2 separate regions of the Homo sapiens genome follow, and region 1 is linked to region 2. The links are chromatin contacts, found by Hi-C or POLR2A ChIA-PET in ENCODE. All regions are on one chromosome and are shown on one strand. The core of a region is the stretch at or near the end of the contact, and the rest is flanking DNA. Distances in the headings are between cores, read along the strand shown.

Region 1 (6,430 bases), core at 1,467-3,966, 190 kb before region 2:
TGACTCACCTAAAGACAACTCATCTGATATTTCTCCCTGCCTTTCCAAACTGTGCTAAGTTTCTACTTTACAAAAACAATAACAACTTCTACCAAATCTGTGCGCCCTGTCTTAGAGGCTGCAAAGGGGAAGAAAAAGGCAGGCATCTGCTTATATGGGCATGTTCTTTCAGCAGCTTAAGAAGCTTGGTCCAGGGAAAGGCTTAGAGGCTGCTGGAAATCCAGCGGATAGCTGCCTTAGGCTCCCAGAGGGGAAGACAACTAAGAATACCCTCTCATCACCGGATGGAGGAAGGCAGCTGCCTGCTCCTTTACCTGGCCTCGAGGAGAATAACTGCCTCTCTATTTAGACAGTTTTCTATGGTCAATGTCATTGCTATTTCATGCCAGCTGGGAATTAGGGGAGAAGGAAAGAAGGGGGAGAGAATAAAGAGGATAAGGAGGGAACAAAGGGGCAGGAGAAGGAGGACGGAGAGAAGGATAGTGGAAAGAAACATTTTGCTATTTTAATATGAAATATGAAGGGAAAAAACATACCAGAAAAAAGAGACAAGTGAAAAAACATGCAAGAGATTAAGCATATACCCTTTTAGAAATCATTATAAACTTTTACATGAGTATTTAAATAAGACTTAAAACACTTTAACAAACAATACAAAGTACTTTGTGTAAAAATGGCAATAAAAAATTCTAAAGTAAATAATTAGCTCTCAAGAACTACAGAGAATTGGATAAATGGCAGCTCTCCTCAAAAAATAGTACATGGCTTGGGACTGTTTCTCAAATACTTAAAAATTAAATTATTTCCCATTTCTACAAAGACAATGCATTACAAACAAAATGTTCCTTGAAAAAATTCAAATTTGAAATAAACCTATTACCTGCAGGAATAATAATAAACACTAATTGCTTTAAAAAAGCAAAGTTAAAAACTTGGCAGACCCACACAATTTTTTCCTCTTCAGGATATACATGTAACCCTCTAACAATGAGCAAAATGGGAAAAGTTGGAGAAAAAAATGCCCCTAAGATTATGTAGACATGACTATTCAAAACTCTAAAACCCTTTTTTTGGAAGAGGCGTTAAATTATTTCCATTTGAACACTCAATCAGTGTTCAATATGAAGGGAAAAAACACACCAGAAAAAAGAGACAAGTCCACTCCATCAGAATAAAAGGAAAGAAATAAGGAAACATTTAAGTGATTAGGAAATAGCAAATAAATATATTTTGTCAAGGGCTAAGGTTTGTATTGGTAGCATAAGGTAATAAGAAAATGGTATTAATGCTAATGAAAATCCAAAGTTTTTGACTGATAATCTTAAATTCACACTAGGAATTATTTATAGATTACTCAAAACAAATGTATATTGTGTAACCCTCTTAAATGAATGGCTTAATGAGGAGGTAACAAGTCAGTATCTGTCTCACATCAATTCTCTAACTTTCCTCTGATTGCAGAATGGTATTACTGAAAACATAAGCATTTCCCTTGCCAGCAATATGTGTGAGGTTGTGTCACACTCATGTCCTGGGCTTCTCTACTCTGAGGCCCATGAAAAGTAAAAACAGTTTTCCAGGTCACGAATTTTTTGAGGGTTTAGATATTTAAAAACACCTTGTAAGTTAAGGACTGGCTTGGGACATTTCCCATGAGCAGAGCAAACTACCACGCTGAGTTTAGCAATGCTGTACACGTAGAATTTTATGAGATGACCAACAAATTTTGAGACAGCTTAGCACTTCAAGGTGACCACAGAAAAACCCTTGTTCAAACTTTCCTTGAACAGGAACAAGATGATAATAAAAATAATGCCAGGTCCTTAGGACCAATTTACCAGCAAAATGTGCCTTTCAGTCCACATTTCCCATTCTGTTATCAATATACTCTTCCAGTTCTAATCATCATAACACCATCTTGGAAATGAAAGAAGTGATTCCAATTTTAAAATTAAGTAAAAGCAGATGCTGTACTCCCATTAAATTCTTCCAGCTGCTACTGAACCACTGGCAACCTGAGTCTATTTAATTTGGAGACCACTATTGGTAAAAAGGAAAATCTGACTGCCAAAATTGCACACCCAAGTTAAACCAGAGAGGCAGAAAATGAAAACAGCTTATGGAAGTGAATGTATTCTAATAAGGCTCTCCAACTGATGACGGGCAATTTCTCCTGTGGTTAATAGCTTATAAAAGATTGTTGCTTATTAAATCCTTAATTCAAATATAGGCAAACAAGCAATCCTATCTGTAGCATGGCAGTTGATTTTATTCAACTTGGCTCATGCTTCCTAAAAATGACTCTTTGCTGTAATGTTTTAAGATGCAGACAGGTTGGAATGCATTCACAGCACACCTGAGGGCATTGTTAATATTGATTAATTAAAGTAAGGTATCAAATAAATTAATATGTAGCAAGATCATAATGACAGATTGGTTTGATACACAGGCCCTCTAGCCTGATGAGTTATCATCACTCTTCAAGAGGCAGCCTGTTTTGGGGTGGGGGAGAAGTGGAGTGTCTTACAGGTGGCAATGAACTGACAGCAGTGTGTAATGTAAAAGCGCTTTGTCATTCACATAATGTCTGGGGTAATGAAATGAATTCACTTTCTGGCTTCCTCTAGTCTGCGATGCCAAAGAACACTGTGTTATCAGCACAGATGGAGCATGCATGGTTCTGGAGGAGAGCCTGGTGTGAACTACAAACAAGCCACTGTGAATACCAATGAATCCCTGAGAATCAGACCCTTGCTGTCAAATGACAGTTTTGGAAGCTCCATAAAAATGAGCGAGTCCCAGTGGTCTTGTCCAACCAAATGTACTGTCACAATTCTGGACAGGCTATTTGGAAGCCACGCAAATCATAGAGGCCTGACTGCCACTTCCCTGTGAGAAGCAAGCACAGGAAGATAGTCAACCAGGGGGTGCATTCTTTTTTCATTTCTTAATAAGAGGTAATAGACAATCTATGCTGATGCAAATACTAATCTACTTCTGTGGGTCAATTGTCTCTGCTCAGCAGAAAACTCCTGTAGAAAGTAGAGGAATGGAATGACAAGTATTCTCTACATTATTATGAAATATTAAGCTGTGAAGTCAATGAACATACACAAATAACACATGGAAAAATGATTAGAAAAGAGGCATACCCATCAACATACTCAGAAGTCTCTGGACCTTTGAACTCACCCCCACAACTCTGTACAATCCTTGGTCATTTATACCTATGGGAAGAAACAAACTATTAGCAAAATAGAAGACTATCATATTTTAAAAGCCATCAAACAGTTGCATTCAAAATCTTTGCTAACTAACATTAGCAGCATTCCTGTTAACTATAAAAATAACCTTTGAAAAAATCAAGTGTTTAACAACTTGTTTTACTAGCTTTTTATCTGTAAGTTGTGGTTAAAAAAATAATCTCAGCAAACAATGTTCCATGTGGACAAAAATGAAATGCCTCAATGTTAGTAAGTTAGTTAAGTATCATGGATACATTGAAATGAATACCAATCCAATTTGTAAAGATGCACTAAAACTTTTATGTTTACTGTATTTACTTGTTTACATTTTTCTTCAAAAGTTTTAGCCTTTTAAAAATACGGTGATGATTAGTACATAGAAATCATTGTTTGGATGATTTCTGAAAACCATAGAAATTCATTCAAAACTAAAGCAAAACTGTAATTTTTTTTAAAGTTGTTACATGTCCTGTCCAGTGAGGAGCTGTGAAACTTCAAATCAATATCACCACAAAGTATACTGCAAAATGAACCAAATCAATGCATCCTCTCTCTCTACAGAGATCTGAAAACAAATTGTCCCTGAAAACAAGAGACATATAAAAGAAAATGTATTGTCAAACCTAATTTGGTATGCTGAACAAATATCCTTATCATTTGCATTCTGATCTGAACAAATCAATGACGAAAAGACATTTTTGATGCAATTAGCAAACTGAGTAGCATTAAGGGTAAGAAAATCTCCATTTGTTTAAAGTTGCATCCTGAAAGGGTTAAAAGTAACCTTACATTTGCTTTAAGAGGGAAAAAGGGATAGATGAAACAACTGTGGCAAAATCTTGATAATTATTGAATCTGGATGAGAATATGGGAATTCATTATACCAATCTCTCTACTTTTTTATGCTTGAAAATTTTCATAATAATGACTTCCAAAAAATGTGACTTATATTTACTTCTCAAATGAGTTGCAGCTTTCTGGCTGTGTGTTTATTTTCTCCGCTACGAATGTTAAAGGTAACAAGAACACAACTGGCTGACAGGCAGATGATGCCTCTAATCCCCAAAGTTTCCAAAACAGAATAACACAACAAAAGGCCATGGAATTTGACCACGAGGGTTTACTTTCTTTTCACCTCCCTGCTCGGAGTGATGAAAAGAATACTAGTCAGAGTCTAAAGAATTGGATTCAAGTCAGTTCAGTCACTCATGAGGAAGAGAGGAAACCTCTCGGAGTCTCTATGCTGTATCTGAGATCAAGGACTGCATCCTATACCCTATGTTATGCTGGGAGGGAAATGAGATGATACTAACACATGTCCTACAGATTGTAACTCACAGCACACACACAAAAGCATTCATTCTTCCTTGTCAAGTTTTGTTCCTTCTTTTTCTCTTTGCTTTTTTTAAAAATTATAGTTACATATACTATTTTTTTTAACTTTTAAGTTCAGGGGTACATGTACAGGTTTGTTACATAGATAATAAACCTGTGTCATGGCATTTGTTGTACAGACTATTTCATCACCCAGGTACTAAGCCTAGTACTCATTAATTATTCTTCCTGATCCCCTCCCTTTTCCCACCCTCCACCCTCCCATAGGCCTCAGTATGTGTTGTTCTCCTCTATGTGTCCACGAGTTCTCATCATTTAGCTCCCACTTATAAGTGAGAACATGCAGTGTTTGGTTTTCTATTCCTGCATTACTTTGCTAAGGATAATGGCCTCCACTTCCATCCATGTCCCAGCAAAGGACATGATCCTCGTTCCTTTTTAGGGCTGCATAGTAGTCCGTGGTACTTTATGTACCACATTTTGTTTCTTTTGGAGATGGAGTTTCACTCTTGTTGCCCAGGCTGGAGTACAATGGAGCAATCTCGGCTCACTGCAACCTCCACCTCACAGGTTCAAGTGATTCTCCTGTCTCAGCCTCCCAAGTAGCTGGGATTACAGGCATATGCCACCACACCCAGCTAATTTTGTATTTTTAGTAGAGATGGGGTTTCACCATGTTGGTCAGGCTCATCTTGAACTTCTGACCTCAGGTGATCCGCCTGCCTCCGCCTCCCAAAGTGCTGGGATTACAGGCATGAGCCAATACGCCTGACCCCACATTTTCTTTATCCAGTCTATCACTGATGGGCATTTAGGCTGAGTCCATGTCTTTGCTATTGTGAGTAGGGCTGCAATGAATATACATGTGCATGTGTGTGTATAACAGGACGATTTATATTACTGGGTATATACCCAAAGGAATATAAATCCTCTTTGCTTTTTATTCCTTATTTTTTAAGTTTTACAAATGTCCTATTTTTCCTTCTGTTATAGGCTGAATTGTATCCCCACAAATTCATCTGTTGACGTCCTAATCCTCAGTACTTCCAAATGTGACTGTATTTAGAAATAAGGTCTTGAAAAAAAAAGTAATTAAATTAAAATGAGGTCACCAGGGTGGGCACAAATCCACCATGACTGGAGGCCTTGTAAGAAGAGATGAAGACACAGACATGTACAGAGGGGGACCATGAGAAGACACAGGGAGAAGACAGCTATCCCCATGCCAGAGAGAGGCCTCAGAAGAAATTAACCCTGCTGATAGCTTAATATTGGACTTGTAGCCCCCAGAATTGTGAGAAAATTGATTTCTATTGTTTATTCAGCAGCCCCCATCCCCAACCTTTTTGGCACCAGGGGCTGGTTTCATGGAAGACAATTTTTCCACCGATTGGGGTGGGGGGGATGGTTTCAGAATGATTCAAGAGCATTACATTTATTATTAGATTCTCATAAGGAGTACAAAACCTAGATCACTCACATGTGCAGTTCACAATAGGGTTTGCACTCCTATAACAATCTAATGTCGCCACTGATCTGACAGGAGGCGGAGCTGAGGCCATAAGGCTTGCCCACTGCTCACCGCCTGCTGTGAGGCCTGGTTCCTAATAGGCCACGGTCTGGGGATTGGGGACCCCTGATTTAAGTCACCCAGCCTGTGATACTTTATTATGGCAGCCCAAGCAAGCTAATAATTACTCTCCATCTCATTAGAGCTTAAAGAACCAGAAGAGCAAAGGCTAGCCCTTAGTCTACCTAAGTCTACTCAGAACACTAAGGAGTCACAGCATCAGAGACACACCTTCCTGAGGGCGAACATTCAGCAACTATAAGAGAGGAAAAGGGCCGGG
Region 2 (5,798 bases), core at 2,913-5,412:
ACATAACTACATCAAAATCTTTTTTTTTTTTTTTGAGATGAAGTTTCGCTCTTGTTGCCCAGGCTGCAGTGCAATGGCGCAATCTTGGCTCACCACAACCTCCACGTCCCGGGTTCAAGCAATTCTCCTGCCTCAGCCTCCCAAGTAGCTAGGATTATAGGCATGTGCTACCACGCCCAGCTAATTTTTGTATTTTCAGTATGGACGGGGTTTCTCCATGTTGGCCAGGCTGGTCTCACCAAATTCTTTATAGAGGTGGAAAACAGTTCCTTTATCTAATGTAACGTTTATAAAACCAATAGGGGTGCACAAAGCAAGCTATGGCACACGTACCAGGCTTGTATTTGTATGGTGCCTGCCCCTCTTCTCCCTGGCCCTGGTGAGGTAGCAGTCTCGGGCACACCTGTTCTGTATCACAGGTGACTGGACAGGGATGGGCACCAGATCCCAGGGAAGGGAACAGACAGGTTGGCCAATGACCAGCGTGAGCCAGGCCTGACAGCCTCTTCCGAAACAAGGACAATGGTAATTAGCTGGGCCAACCAGATTCTCTTAGGAAGGTGACTGAAGAACAGGTTAAGTACCCAGGTGTGCAGTCGTGGAAGGTGAAGCTGAGGACACTCACCGTAGAGGCCCGTGAGTAAGCCAATGTTCAGAGGAAGCAGAGGCTATGAACGGATGGAAGTTGTCAATGCTACAGCAGATGGAAAGCTGGTAAAGGGAAATCTAGATGATGGACATGGCAGCAAAACTGGGAGGACCAGCTGGGTCACCAAGCCTTCTCTCAAAGCTACACTGCCCCAGCCAGGCGCGGTGGCTCACACCTGTAATCCGAGCACTTTGGAAGGCCGAGGCGGGCAGATTGCCTGAGCTCAGGAGTTCAAGACCAGCCTGGGCAACACTGTGAAACCCCATCTCCACTAAAATACAAAAGAAATTAGCTGGGCATGGCGGCATACGCCTGTAGTCCCAGCTTTCGGGAGGCTGAGGCAGGGGAATTGCTTGAACACGGGAGGCAGAGGTTGCAGTGAGCCCAGATGGCACCACTGCACTCCAGCCTGGGCCACAAAGCAAGACTCTGTCTCAAAAAAAAAAAAAAAAAAAAAAGGCTAGACTGTCCTGTGTTCCCATTAACTTTCAGGTTCTGATATCCAATGTTTGCCTCATCTCCTAAGCTGAAAAGATTATCATCTTTGATTTATATTTTTCCGTAAATTTAAAGAAGCCACTATAGCCCAGGTTCCCTCTGGCATCATTCATTTCTCTCTCTCTCTCGCTCTCACTCTCTCTGCAACTGCACTGCCACCAGCCTAGACCAACCAAGGCCCCTCTCCTCAAGGTGAGCCTTTTCCATTATACCAGGCATTCATGAATGCCCTTCCCTCTTCTTATAATCTGATGAAAAAAAAAAAAACAATTACACAACCTTCTGTGTTGTATTCCCATAACCAGACTGTAAATTCTAATAAGACAATACATTACACATTTGCATTTCTCCCTCTAACTCCCTAAGACCAATAACAATATAGTGGTCCCCCCTTATCCAGGGAGGATATATTCCAAGATCCCCAGTGAATGCCTAAAACCATGAATAGCACTGTAAACCTTATATACACTATTTCTTCCTATACATACAACCATACAGTGTGGATACCCTGGACAAAGGGATGATTCACATCCCAGGTGGGATGGAGCAGGATGGCACATGATTCCATCACACTACTCAGAACAGCACACAATTTAAAACTCATGAATTATTTCTGGAATTTTTCATGTACTATTTTCAGATCATGGGTAACTGAAACCACGGATAAGGGGGACTATGGTATAGTTCATACTAACAGTGCTCATCAAAGACCTGCTGATTAACTGAAGTTAATGGAGAAACACTCCTGAGATGCCCACTCTAGAGTGTGTAACTGTTTTTAGAAGATCCAGAAATGGTTTATTCAACAGCCATTCCAATATTTTATACTCCCCCCACCACCCACACCTTCCTCTACAACAAGGGCTGGACCACAAACAAATTTTTCCCAGACTTACTTGGGGCTAGGGAGAGCAATTAAGAACTGCGGCCCATGAGGTATTAGCAGAAGCTGACTGGAGAGTCCTGGGAAAGCCTTGGATACAGATCCTCCCTTTCTTTTTTTTCTTTTTTTTTTTTTTTGCCTCCTAGTAAGTGGGTGGGTGTAATGACTAGGCCATCTTGCAACCATGAGGAAAAAGGCAAGAAATTTTTAGAATCCTCACCACTGACAACTAGCCAGCAACCACCTACTATTGACTTATTATGTGACAGAAAAAAAAAATTACCAACAGGGTCAAGGTCTAAAAGCCAGTTGATAACTGGCTATTCTGTTACATGCAGCTCTTCTGTTACATTCATTACTGATGCATTGCTCCTCAACACATATGTGAAATAATACAAAACAAGGACAAAATACACAGCAAACAGCCACAGAGGCTGACTCATAATGCACTACACACACACACCCACAACCACTCACACACACCCACACCCCACCTTCTTTCGTGATAGTCCAGCTTCTAAAAGAGCCAAATAGAAAAATATCACCTACACTATATAAGGGCAAGAGAAGGACAAGAGGCAGTATCTATTTAACTGTGTTTATAAGAGCAAAAGTACAGCTACTTCCTAAAATATTCCAGCAGCTCGCCAAAGAAAAGGCCAATGATGTTAGTGTTTTCCAAAACAGCCCTCTCTTTCTTCTTGATAACATGGAACTGGTATTTTTTTTTCTTTCCCTTTTTTTGAGACGGAGTTTCACTCTTGTTGCCCAGGCTGGAGTGCAATGGCGTGATCTCGGCTCACCGCAACCTCCGCCTCCTGAGTTCAAGCGATTCTCCTGCCTCAGCCTCCCGAGTAGCTAGGGTCCCTTCCTGTTTACAAACAGTCAGATGGAACAAAACACCTTGCAGTTTTCTAGAATGAATTAACTGGGAAGAAATGCCATGAACACAGAACGCCCAGACTGAGTTGATCACAAAAGACTGGTTATGTAAGAGAAAATTTAACAAGTAAAAATAAGTAAAAATTTTAATGAGAACAAAATGATATTTTTGTTCTTAAAATAACAAAAACTTCAAATGTTACATCTTTGGTTTTACTTAAATAATAAGTTTGCTTTTATTATATCCTTATTGTTTGGAATGTTTTTAAAGCAGTCATTTTGAAAGAATTTTTTTTTTTTTTTGAGACGGAGTTTCACTCTTGTCGCCCAGACTGTAGTGCAACTGCGCAGTCTCGGTTCACTGCAACCTCCATTTCCTGGGTTCAAGCAATTCTCCTGCCTCAGCCTCTCAAGTAGCTGGGACTATAGGCGTCCGCTAATTTTTGCATTTTTTAGTAGAGACAGGGTTTCACCATGTTGGTCAGGCTGGTCTCGAGCTCCTGACCTCAGGTGATCCAGCCGCCTCCACCTCCCAAAGTGCTGGGATTACAGACGTGAGCTACCACGCCCAGCCGGATTTTAATATTTCTTCAGGGACTTCATTATAATTCTAACAGAAGAATGTACAACTTATGTAGCAAAATCATTTATATTTGTCTTTTTCCTGTTATTTTGCTTTATGTTAAACAAATTCAGTGCTAATGCACATGTGTAACAGTAAAATTTCACCCAAATTCTCTAGCTGGTGAAAGACAAAAAAAAAAATTGAATACAATTACATTCAGTATGTTGAATATAAACTATCATCAAGGAAAGACAACAGAAATTCATCCAAAGGAACTAAATTTCTAACAACCCCCACTGAGCTTTTCTTTCTATCTGGAGGCAGTTTGGGGCCCTCAGTAGTTTTGAACACTATCCCAACTGTGCCCCAGAACACTGACTCCTTTCTAAGCCTGTCTTAACGTTCTGAAGTTTCATCAACTCAACTAAGGCCAAAACAGCTTTCTAGCCCCTTTCACCTCCTGTGCATCAAAGTACTCAGCAGGAATTTGCAAGAGGAACTACAATAGCAACAAATGGTATGGAGTTACTTACAAAAGGCATCGTATGCCTTATGTAAATGACACCTGGAAACAGAACAAGAATTAAAGGCCCTGAATTCCCTCAACTTGCATCTGCTTCTTAGCTTAACCTAAATAAACATTCTAGACTTCTGGGACTTCCAACTCAAACATTCCAGGAGCCAGATGGGTACTGACTCAGTGCCTATGAGCAAGGCACTGTTCTAGACACTGCTGGAGGACGAAAGACAGACACTGCCCTCAGTAAGCCAGGAGTTTACTGGAACCTGGAACACAGGCAAGGTGAGGGGTATCAAAGTTTTTAGGAACGTTAGGTCTTTCTTAGAACGAGTAGTAGCAGATGAATGGAAGCCCCAAACTATGAAATAATGTCACATCATCTTTGCTCAATTTGTTAATCTCTCTAACCACAAATTAAGCATCAAGAGGAAGGACTCTCATACATGTGGAATTATTAAACGGTGCAGCCTCAATACTCTCTCACTCTCATCCCAATGTAAATTTTCAACATTCATGAATACGTGAGCATCATGAAAATAGTTTCGAAAGGGGAAAAAAATCATTCTCTCAAATATAATTTTCTCATTTACTGGTTCATTTCCTTAATTACTTGTTCACTGCAAACAAACATAAGAAAATTGACTTCAGGCCAGGGGCAGTGGCTCACGCCTGTAATCCCAGCACTCTGGGAGGCTGAGGCAGGCAGATCACCTGAGGTCAGGAGTTCAAGACCAACCTGGCCAACATGGTGAAACTCCATCTCCACTAAAAAAAAAAAAAAACCAAAAAATTAGCCAGGTACGGTGGTGCACACCTATAGCCCCAGCTACTCAGGAGGCTGAGGCAGGAGAATCGCTTGAACCCAGGAGGCAGAGGTTGTAGTGAGCCGAGATCACATCACTGTACTCCAGCCTGGACAACAGACTGTGTCTCAAAAAAAAAAAAGAAAAGAAAAGAAAATTGACTTCAGAGTAAACTCAACACTAGAAATGAGCTTCCTGAACTGACAGGACAGAGCAGATATATCTAAGTGGCCGCTGCAGGCATGTTTCATGTTTCCTTATCTATGGTGTAAGAAGGTTGGACATTCCTTCCAGCTCCAACACAGCAGTCAGGAGACGAGTTTTATTTCCAGCTTTCCATACGCAAATTGAGGTTTACTAAATTCAGTATTTACTGGCTAAACTCTGAAATGTTTTAAAACTGACTACAGTGTCTTCACTGATACTATTACTTTGCCATATGACTTTGGACAAAATTCTTAACCTTCTGGGTAGCAGGCTCCTCATAGGTGAATCTGGAGAAAATTTACTTCAGATTAAATACATTGAGAATACCATCACCAAAGAGAATAAAAATACTTCTAAAAATAAAAGGAATGGCTATTATTTGGGAAGAAAATAAAATGGCAACACAGGCATGAGATAAGCAGCAAATTTAATCAAAGGCCCAGATCAGCATTAATAGTAAAGCAGGCCAGGTGCGGCAGCTCACGCCTGTAATCCCGGCACTTTGGGAGGCCAAGGTGGGAGGATCACTTGAGGTCAGGAATTTGAGACCAGCCTGGCCAACATGGCAAAACTCCGTCTCTACTAAAATACAGAAATCAGCCAGGCATGGCGGCGCACACCTGTAATTCCAGCTACTCGGGAGGCTGAGGCACAAGAATCACTTGAGCCCAGGAGGTGGAGGTTGCAGTGAGCCAAGATCACGCCAGCCTAAGCAACAAATGAGACCCCGTCACCAAAAAAAAAAAAAAGATCAAACTGTGAGTACAGATTAAACCTGTGTACCCTCTATT

What was found. A loop is a pair of places that touch in the nucleus more often than their neighbours do. ChIA-PET counts read pairs that join two places held with the same protein, here RNA polymerase II (POLR2A). Pooled maps may share reads with other maps.
Region 1: a loop to region 2 is called in a map with no recorded cell type, with 3 times the contacts of the local background. The contact joins two enhancer-like sites. A Hi-C loop is called at or near these places in 3 of 37 single-sample maps with no recorded cell type and 3 of 50 pooled maps. POLR2A ChIA-PET finds 5 or more read pairs at or near these places in 1 of 52 experiments (OCI-LY7).

What each region holds. Positions count from the first base shown.
Region 1 is chr4:147,936,622-147,943,051 of GRCh38, reverse strand. ARHGAP10 (Rho GTPase activating protein 10) reads right to left here. Exons shown (of 23, transcript NM_024605.4): 14 at 3,153-3,227. Among named protein-coding and RNA genes, the nearest start is that of MIR4799, 160 kb to the right of the region's middle. Within about 2 kb of position 2,716, at least 2 of the 41 ENCODE cell types and tissues checked have a DNase peak (open chromatin) inside an H3K27ac peak, as active enhancers do.
Region 2 is chr4:147,752,500-147,758,297 of GRCh38, reverse strand. The region is part of intron 1 of ARHGAP10 (Rho GTPase activating protein 10); the gene reads right to left. Among named protein-coding and RNA genes, the nearest start is that of ARHGAP10, 23 kb to the right of the region's middle. Within about 2 kb of position 4,162, at least 4 of the 41 ENCODE cell types and tissues checked have a DNase peak (open chromatin) inside an H3K27ac peak, as active enhancers do.